Regions from separate parts of the Mus musculus genome. Here region 2 is linked to region 1. The links are chromatin contacts, found by Hi-C or POLR2A ChIA-PET in ENCODE. All regions are on one chromosome and are shown on one strand. The core of a region is the stretch at or near the end of the contact, and the rest is flanking DNA. Distances in the headings are between cores, read along the strand shown.

What was found. A loop is a pair of places that touch in the nucleus more often than their neighbours do. ChIA-PET counts read pairs that join two places held with the same protein, here RNA polymerase II (POLR2A).
Region 2: a map of T-helper 17 cell shows a loop between it and region 1 (1.8-fold over the local background). The contact joins two enhancer-like sites. A Hi-C loop is called at or near these places in 3 of 37 maps with a recorded cell type or tissue (T-helper 17 cell, left cerebral cortex and v-Abl transformed pro-B cells). POLR2A ChIA-PET finds 5 or more read pairs at or near these places in 2 of 5 experiments (Patski and embryonic stem cell).

Annotation. Positions count from the first base shown.
Region 1 is chr11:31,810,144-31,814,983 of GRCm38, forward strand. The region is part of intron 1 of D630024D03Rik (RIKEN cDNA D630024D03 gene); the gene reads right to left. Among named protein-coding and RNA genes, the nearest start is that of D630024D03Rik, 12 kb to the right of the region's middle. Within about 2 kb of position 2,253, at least 1 of the 3 ENCODE cell types and tissues checked has a DNase peak (open chromatin) inside an H3K27ac peak, as active enhancers do.
Region 2 is chr11:31,848,833-31,853,672 of GRCm38, forward strand. No RefSeq gene overlaps it. Among named protein-coding and RNA genes, the nearest start is that of Gm39675, 14 kb to the left of the region's middle. Within about 2 kb of position 2,375, at least 1 of the 3 ENCODE cell types and tissues checked has a DNase peak (open chromatin) inside an H3K27ac peak, as active enhancers do.

The DNA.
Region 1 (4,840 bases), core at 1,003-3,502:
GACATTCCTGCTGATGTGGCCCAGGCATGCCCCTCCCTGAGGGAGAGGTGGGGAGGGCCTTCTTCAAGACAATAAAGCTGTCTGGCATCTACCCCTGAAAGCATCTGCACTCCACTGCTTCCCTCAGCTGCACTGTTGAACGCCAGGTCCCTGGGGGTCCCTGCTGGTCAGAGTCACCTTCACAGCTAGGCTGAGCTAAACACATTCGCAGTCCTAGGAAACCTCTCTCTGTCGCATGGCATGAAAAAAACATGGCTTTTTCTCTTTCCTGGACCCAGGAGAAGCAGCCTGTACTGAGAACCTTCTAGAAGGCTAGAATACACACAGAATGGAGGAAGCCCACGCAGCTCTTTCTGATGCCCACGGGTGCTCCTAGTGATTACACTACCCCCACCTCTCTCCCAAGGAGACCCTGAAGCTCCACCCTCAGGAACCCTGTGTGTGTGTCACATGCCCCCCAGATAAGGCTGTGGACAGTGTGAGGGGACAGACTACTCCCAGTAAAGCTTCTTTGGGTGTCCTCTCAGAAGGCTTCCCAGACCAGGCCATAGCTAATCCTTCTGGAATTTTCCTTGGTAACTCTAGGCTTATGCTTCTTGGATGCACAAAAAGGGCTCACATGGGCTCAGATCTGACCACCTTGCTTTCCTATTTAAAACCCAAGCTTCTCCACTCAGTTTCTCAGGCCCCGTGTGAATGGCTCCATGATTGTCTTTTCAGCTTTGGTCCTCAACCTCCCCCTTTTCCCTGAGAGTATGTGCTTTCAAATCTCACATCCTCCTCTTTCTTTTCCAGGGTGTTTGGTCCCCTGTGACTGTGCAGCTTCTTCCCTCCTCAGCTATCTCAGGCCTTCTATGGTGTTAGAGTGGAGTCGAATGTCCTGGGCTCCAAGTCAAAAGAGTTCTGCTCTGTGCCTGGTGTGTGGCTTGCTGTTCTCAGAGATTTGGGCTTCTCACCTCTAAGCTGGGCATCACAAAATCAGCATCACAAGACCACAGTGAAGAGCCAGCAAGAAGACAGGCATACAATACTGAGAGTAGAAATGATGTCCCAAGGGCTCACTGAGCAGTAACCTTTGCCATTCCTTCATCTACCATCTCCTCCTTGAACATCCCTTAGCTGAATAAGCAGAGCATAGATTATTTAGCCAGCGAGGAGATTTGCAGCCAGACTCTCCATGAGGACTTTGTGTGATACCGTATAGAGGATACAAGTGGTGGCCACATTTGCTGGCATTTACTATCTTCCAGGCACCATGTGGGATGCTTAAACGCATTAATCTGCTTCATCTCCCAATCCATTAATGGGAAGTTTGTAATTTATTTACCTGGCCGAGACCAACTTATCAAAGCCTATGATTTTTTTTTTAAATGTTAAAATGGAGCCAACATGAAAAGTCCATAAAAATTGTCTTTGACTTCGAATATTCCTTATATCCTAGGCTAGTGATGAACCCAAGGATTCTTTCTGGGGTTGAGGGGTAGCAGGCAGCTGCCACTCAGAGTCAGTCCTGATTCCTGCTGACCAACAATGTAGTGTCCTCTGCCATCGAGTGTGACACTTTCCACTTATTCAACTGAAGTGTTGCCTGAAACCATATATGAGAGATACTGTCTTGCTTGTTAATTGATATAGGAGACCCCACCCACCATGGGCAGTACCATCAAGGCAGGTGGGTCTTGGCTGTGCAAGAAAGCTGACTGTAAATCAGAGGAATCAGCCAGTGAGAATCATTCTGCTTCAAGTTCCTGCCTTAAATTCCCGCCTTGCCTTTGTTTGTGATGTGTTGTGGCCTAGATACTTAATGCAAGTAAGCCCTTTCTCCCACGCTGATTTTGAATAGAGAGGTCAATTACAACAAGAAAAAACAAACTAGAAGACACACGCCACACACATGCACACACGTACACACGCAGACTCAGATGCACGCGCGCACACATGCACAGGCACACGTGCACAGCAGAATATCTAGGAAACTAGTTGGGAAGGTAGGAGGCAAAGAGGAACGGCCAGCAAAGGGGTCAATAGCACTTCCTTGTCCCCACCACAGATAGCAGCACAGAGTGGAACTCAGTGTCTGAACTCTGCTGCTGGCCCTACTGCACTAATCAGCAGTGCGGACCTAGGTGCACGAAGGCATTTCATCAGGTCTGGGAGCTGCCTCATCTCCTTAAGAAGCCTCTCTTCCCAGCAGTCCCTGCGGTCAGGCCCTGCAAAGAACGCAGGTTTGTTTTCTCCGGAGCTGAGCCGGGTCCCTTATCTCAGGCACTCAGACCATCACGTGATCTGGCAAGCTGCACACAGGCTTTAGGGAAGTCTTTTTCTGACCTCCCCACCTCTGACCTCAGTCTCTGGTTCCTGTTGCTTCGAGACTGCATGGTTACCTTTTTATCCCCACAGACCATGGAGCACCTGTTAGTCTAAGAGTTGCAGTAAATCTGGTAAGAAAAAGTATTTAAAGCGATGACAGCAAATAATGTCTATCACTGTTCTAGGGTTTAAAACATATCCTGGGTTTACAGGTGGTGACAGCTAGGCCTGCATTCATTCATCCATTTGAAAAATATTTACTGAGCAACTACAGGAACTGTGTACAGTTGGAGTGTTGTGAGAATGATTATGTACCAAATAGGCATGGTTCCTGTACTCAACCAGACCACAGAGCAGGACTGGAGAGACAGTGGCTCAATGGGTAAGAACCTTGCTGCTCTTGCAGAGGACCTGAGTTCCATTTCCTGCACCTACAAGGTGGCTCAGCACTACCTGTAACTCCAGTTCCTGGAGATCCTAGGCCCCTGTCTGGCCTCAGAGGGTACTACATGCATGTGATGCACATACATTCACACAGGTTCACACTTATATGCATAAATAAGAAAAAAAATCTACCCAGGTGTGGTAGCCCGTGACTTTAATCCCAGTACTCGGGAGGCAGAGGTAGGTGGATCTCTGAGTTCCAGGCTGGCCTGGTTTACAGATTGAGTTCTAGGACAGTAGGAGCTACACAGAGAAACCCTGTCTAAAAACAAATAGCAAGAAAATAAATAAATAAATAAATAAAACTTAAAAACATTTTAGATTACAGGATAGAGGTGGAAAGTGAATTGAAAACAATAAAAAGCAAAATAAGGTCATGTGATAAATGCGGCAAAACACAAGGTGTCTAACAAAAAATGCTTTAAAAGAGGGATCCCTGATGGACACTGTACTGGCTAGTTTTGTGTCAACTTGACACAGATGGAGTTATCACAGAGAAAGGAGCTTCAGTTGAGGAAATGCCTCCATGAGATCCAACTGTAAGGCATTTTCTCAATTAGTGATCAAGGGGGAAAGGCCCCTTGTGGGTGGAACCATCTCTGGGCTGGTAGTCTTGGGTTCTATAAGAGAGCAGGCTGAGCAAGCCAGGGGAAGCAAGCCAGTAAAGAACATCCCTCCATGGACTCTGCATTAGCTCCTGCCCCCTGACCTGCTTGAGTTCCAGTCCTGACTGCCTTGGTGATGAACAGCAGTATGGAAGTGTAAGCCGAATAAACCCTTTCCTCCCCAACTTGTTTCTTGGTCATGATGTTTGTACGGGAATAGAAACCCTGACCAAGACAGACACATACACACAGGTGTTCACAGTATCACTGCTTACAAGAGCTCAAAGCTAGAAGTAAGCCAGTGTCTATCAACAGCAAGAAAATAAAACATGGAATGAGTACTGTCATCAATAAGATGTCATTCAGTCTTGTAAGGGGAAGGTGTTTTGGACCCAGCCACCTGAGCTTTAAACATGTGATGTTGAGATCAGCCAATGGTGTAGGGACAAAGAGCAGTGGTACAGAGGTACGTGGTATGTGTGCGCACTTCTAACACAAGCGCTTGGAGGGCTGGGCCAGGAGAACAGTGAGTTCGAGGGCACCTTGGGCTACATAGCATGTTCTGTGCTGGCCTGGGCTGTGTGGCTTCAGAACCTCCTCTCAACAATAAAGATAAAACCTCATTGTTCCAACTTAAATGAAGTCTCTAAACTAGATTCATGAAGACAGAAAATGGAGTGGCAACTGCTGCAGAGTTGGGCAAAGGGAGTGAGGAGGAGCTGCCTGGGGGTTGATGGTGGCAAGATGAAGGTCTGCAGGTTGGGCACTGCATGGGGAACGCCAGCAAACACACCACATTTTGAGACCATCATTATGGCAGACTAGGTATTAGAGGAGGCTATTTTTACCATCTTTTATATAAAAGAGACAGACAGACAGACAGAGAGAGAGAGAGAGAGAGAGAGAGAGAGAGAGAGAGAGAGGAGGGGGAGAAGGAATGATGGAGAAAGGGAGGGACGGATCCAGACCTCCAGGATGAGAAGCCTGTGCTACATCCTGGATTCCCACATGAATGTGAACGAGTCTTCCTGTCTCTTGCGGTGGCTGTTGAGTGTCCTGTAGGGTACTCACGGGAACCCCTACAATTGCACATGGTACACACAGGATGAAGGTGAAATATTCCCTATTGTTATCTCCAGTGCTAAATTAACAGCTGTTGGAATAAGCAGAGCAAGCGGGGCTAGCGGGGCTTTAAAGAGCCAGTGGCTCCTACTCCAAAAGGAAGAAGCCTGTAAGCTTGGTCTTGTCCCAGCCAAGTCAAGTTCCTTTTCTAACCCTGAAGTGACTTCCTGTTACCTAGCACGCCTCAGCTATCACAACTGATCATTCTTCCTTGAGATGCTGCCGTCACCTGTCCCCAGGGACAGCACTTATTTGACTTTCTTTTCCCCTCCAAGTACCTCAGTCTCCTCTGTGGCCTGTCCCCTGCCTGCCTGCCCTCTGTACTTCAAGGTGCAATGACCTCCTTTCTCTTCCCACTC
Region 2 (4,840 bases), core at 1,125-3,624, 39 kb after region 1:
ACCTCTTCTTTATTAAACTCTCCTCACATTTTGTTTAATTTGAATGGTGCCATCTGTTTCCTCCAGGCCACTGACGGACACCTCTAGGTATCTGGCCTAGAGGCTGCTATGCCTTGTGCATATATTTTTGCTGGACTGGTGGAAAATAAGCCTGGAAATTTGGCCATTCAAATCTTCACACATCCTGTGTGCTGGTCAGCTGGGGCTGACAATTGGAGTTGTTTTTCTTCCCACCTCTTAGGAAAAGCTCTCAGGTCTGTTCTCAGACCAAGAACTTCAGAGGTATGTGGGGATAGAGTTCACATGGACCATGACCTGTCACTCATGGTGTTTCACAGGACTCCATAGCATCATACCCGCTAAGCTCCCAGGGGAACAGCCAGCACTCACTAAGGAGTTTGGATCCTTTCTTCTTCCATAGTTGCCTGGTTTCATTTCCCAAGGACTCCATGGATGCTGCTCTAAATAGCTGTTAGGCTCTGTAGCCTCTTTTTTTGTTTATACTTCAGCAATGTGTAGAAATGTCATTCTTATTTTTTAAAAATCTCCTACTCGTGCCAAGCACCTCAAACCATAGAGAAGACAGTGGTCATTGGCATGGTAAGGAGTCTAATTATCCACTTACTAACTTTTGGGTTGAGCCAGTTTCTTAACCTACCTATTAATGCCTCTATTTCCTTGTGTGTAAAATTGCATATATTACCTATCCTTAGATTTGCTAAGAAGAATCAATGGGTAAGATTTGAGAGGCGCCGATGCATATGGGTGAGTATACCCATTGTTCCAGTTCATCCCTATGACAGTCCTGGAAACATAGGAGACTGCCACAACTTTGCAACTTTCTGATGAAGCTTGGTTCCTACAGGCTGTTACTGAGGAGATGTTATGTGACCAAACTCAAGCATCAGAGTGTAAACTATATATTAGCAATGGCTGCTGGGTATTAGGTCATTACCATGTACCAGGAACCACGATAAGCACTTCATATGCAGTGTCCTGATTTCAGGTCAAAATGATTCCACAGAGAACCTGAGAACCCAAGGGTTAAGTTTCGTGCATAGGACCATGCAGAGAAAGGGCCTCCAGTGGAACTGCAGCCTAGTCTCTTGACCCAGGCTACCATGCTTTTAACTACCAGGAAAAGACAGAACCCACCAGGCCCCTCCACTTCAGGGATCCTCGGAAGTTGTCTCTGTAGTATAAACTACCATAAACCAGGTTGGCTTTCTGCTGTGACAGTGAGAAGCACAGCTTAGTGCTGAGGCTGGCAAGTGCAGCATCTGATGTAATCTGCTCTAGTATGGAATGTGCAATGGCTCACATTAAAACGAAAGATGGAGAAATAGCAGGAGCACAGGGATGTCTAGAGCTTTACCAGCTGAAAAGTGACAGTTGACACCAGCAAAGCTGATCACAACAGCCACCAAATGGAGACATGAGAGAGCCCTAACTATCCAGGCCATGGTGTCCCCAGCCTGCAGAGCAAGGAAGATGGGTGCTCTGACAAGGGCCATTCAGGCTCCCATGGCTAGACCCAGCTGTACAAGCAGCATCCCTGCCTTAGAGGAGCCCACCCAGAGAACAGCAGTTGTAGTACAGTCACCCTTTCAGTGTTCTGTTACTCCTGGCTCTGTCTGAGCTTGTAGCATGAAGCAGAACAGGGAGAGTCCGCATTTCCCCTTTAAGAAGGTTCAGTCACTATCCTAGCTTTCTTCCTGCTGCTGTGACAAGCCAGAGCAACTCAGCAGGAGGAAGGATTTATGTGGCTTCCACATCTAGGTCACAGTCTGTCACTGAAGGCAGACAGGGCAGGGACATGAGGCAAAAATGATAGAAGAATATTGCTTGCTGCCTCATTCACCAGCTCAGGCTTAGCTAGACTTCTAAGACATCGCAGAATCACTTGCCCAGGAAATGGCATCTTCCACAGTGACCTGGGTCAGTCTACAGCCATTACCTATTAAGACAATTTTTCACAGACAAACCCAAAGACCAACACGATCAAGAAAACTGCTTGTCTGAAAGTCCTTTCTAAGGCGATTCTAGGCTGTCAAGTTGGCATTTAGTGCTAACCAGGACACTCCGGTGGAGAAGGCGAAAAGTATTTGGAAAAGATGTGGTTTAGTCAGTTACAACACGAATATGGAGCAACTGTGGGTCAAACGTAATATGAAAGAGACCAAGATGAGGATAAAAATATAGGGCACCCGGGACAGAACACCGATGGGACCTTGAAAAAAGCAGTACCATGATAGCGGGGCTGGACTTTTGTTAAAACTAGCTCAACTGTGTATTGAAGCCTTCTGGTCCAAGGGACTTCCAAGACAGGCAGGGCAGTCTGGATTCCTCATCTGGCTCCTCCCCCGGAACTGGCTTTTAGCCAGGGCCACATGACTCTTCCCCTGGGAATGACAATTGGATTAGCAATAGAGATCAGCTGACCATTCATAATCTCACTGGAAGTGATACCTCCAACAGAACTGGGACTTCTCTTCTTCCTCTTTGTTCCCCTTTAAAATCTACACTACTATAGCCCAAGTGCCCCAAGTAAAGCTTAACACTCGCAGGTGCTCTTTCTGCATGTTTCAGGCCAAAGCGCTCTCTAAAGAGAGAGCTGAGGTTCCTTTAACCCAGGAGTCCATGGGTGCCCGTGCTGTGTAAAACAGATGGAAACCGTCTGAGGGACAAGGAGGAGAAGAAGGAGAAGGATGGAGGTCACGACAGGCTTCTAAAACACCTTTCAATACTCTTTTCTCCTTAAGCTAGCGTTCAGGTGTCTCGATATTTAAAACCACATAGCAATGCCCCACTGAAATGCCTTTCTCAAAGGAACTGAAGAGAATTCTGTGAACTCTAAGTGTTTTTAGCTGAGTGCACTTGGGGGCCCTAGGGACAACTTCAGTGTTTTTCCCCAGATACCTTGTCTGACCTGCCTCACAAGACAGGCACAGGAAGGTAGCAAGGATGCCAGCTCCAGAGTCTAACAGCCTGCTTCCAATCTTGGTTCATCTCAGACACCCTGCAGCTAGAGACAGCTAATGCAACTGTGTTGAGTTTCAAATCCTTCCTAACAAATGGAGGCTGAAGCTGCACCCATTCTGCAAGTGATCTTGGGAAAAGAAAAACACTGTGGACATGCTGGTACTGGATACTGTATGAAGACACCGAACAAGCAGGGCTTCTCCTTTCTCCCACCTTTCTTTGAAGGTGCTCACGGTGTACCACATGTCTCTTGCTCCTGAATGATTGTTTTACAGACAGATCCATGCACTCTGTGATCTCTAGTAATGACAATAATAAGAGGCCTGTGGCCTCTCTAAGTCAGAGACACTGCCTAGTTCATTGTGTAATTCTTCCTTCTTCTTCTTCCCGCTTGGGCTGCTGCCAGCCAGAACCTGTGGAGCTGGCATTTCTGCTCTTCCACTAGCTCGGGGACTTAGTTTCTCATCCCTCCAGGAATCATGTGGGGGTAAGGAAGGAAGTAAAGGGGGTGGAAAAACTCTTAATTGGTTGGTACTGTCAAAGGTTGGCTTTGTCCTCTCAGAGGCTGGCAGGTGCTTTCAATTAACATTCTCCTTCCCAGATGAGCTGTACAGTTTCTGGAGGCAGCCTTCCCTGGGCACCTGTGATACTAGCTCTGTTAATGTGGGCAGGTTTCTCATTTGGCTAGCCCTTCTCATTTCCCAACATGGCCTCTCCATTCAGGTATTTCCTCCTAGACAAGGTAAGTTCCTCCTAGATCCTAGGCTGGCATTGCTATTGCTGCTCTAAATATGATGTTCCTTCTTCCCCTCCTTTACTTGTCAACAATATGGGTCACACCCCTACTTCTTCCATGCTGCCACCAGCCACTGTATCTTCCATAAGCAGGGACAAGACTCAACCCCATCTCATACCTCAGTTGCAAGCCACAGAGCTCTCCCAGACCCTCCCTGGACCAAAGCTGAACAAAAGAATATATTCCTTCAGTAGAAGTCTTCATATATCCACCCCTAGTCACCAACACTCCAATTCAAGCTTTGAGAAGTTTGTCACTGGCTTTTATACTATACTTTAAAAATTCTACATTTGCTCAGCTTTCCTCAGCTAGATGCAAAGTGTAGCAGCCATGGATCTCTAGGTCTCCTATGGGTCAAGGAGCTCTACTGATTCTGAGGCTATCCCAAGAGGCCTGCCTGAAGAGGCAACAGCAAGGGAGACGCACAGGGGAACTTCCTTGAAGTGTATGGAGTCAGTTTGTACGAGGCTGGAGCTGGATCAGAGAACTGGCCAAGGAAGGCCTTATGTTTTTCACACATTACCTTCTCAGCCACCCACATTGGTGGACTCACAGACCAGAGCTGCAAAGTCTCAATAATTAAAAGGACATAGGAAAGAGCAAGAGTTTTGCCCCACCCCCTTTTCTGAACCCAAACCCAACTAAACACAAAACACTTATATGCAATGCTCATATGCTTTTAGCATTTTCATAGAGAAGGTTGAGATTACTTGTATCAGATTTTGAGAGGCAGATGGTAGGGGAAGGTATGTACAAAGATGGCTTGACAACCTATGAGCATTTCTTCAAAGGGTGAAAAGACAGCAGGTCTTTTCCTGGCATGTCTTTAATACCTGCTAGCCTCCATTCCTGAGCTAGCTAGCTACAGTACCATGAGATAATCAACCCCTTCCCACTTTCCAGAGGCACCAATTCCAGTGAGAAAAGCTAACAGAAATCCAAGGCAACATTGTAATGATTGATATGGTCTAGAGCCACATGGTGACATCACAGTTATCCAAGGAAGCACTTATTTAACAGTGATCCCACAAGGGTAATAGAGCACTTGAAAAAAATCCTTGT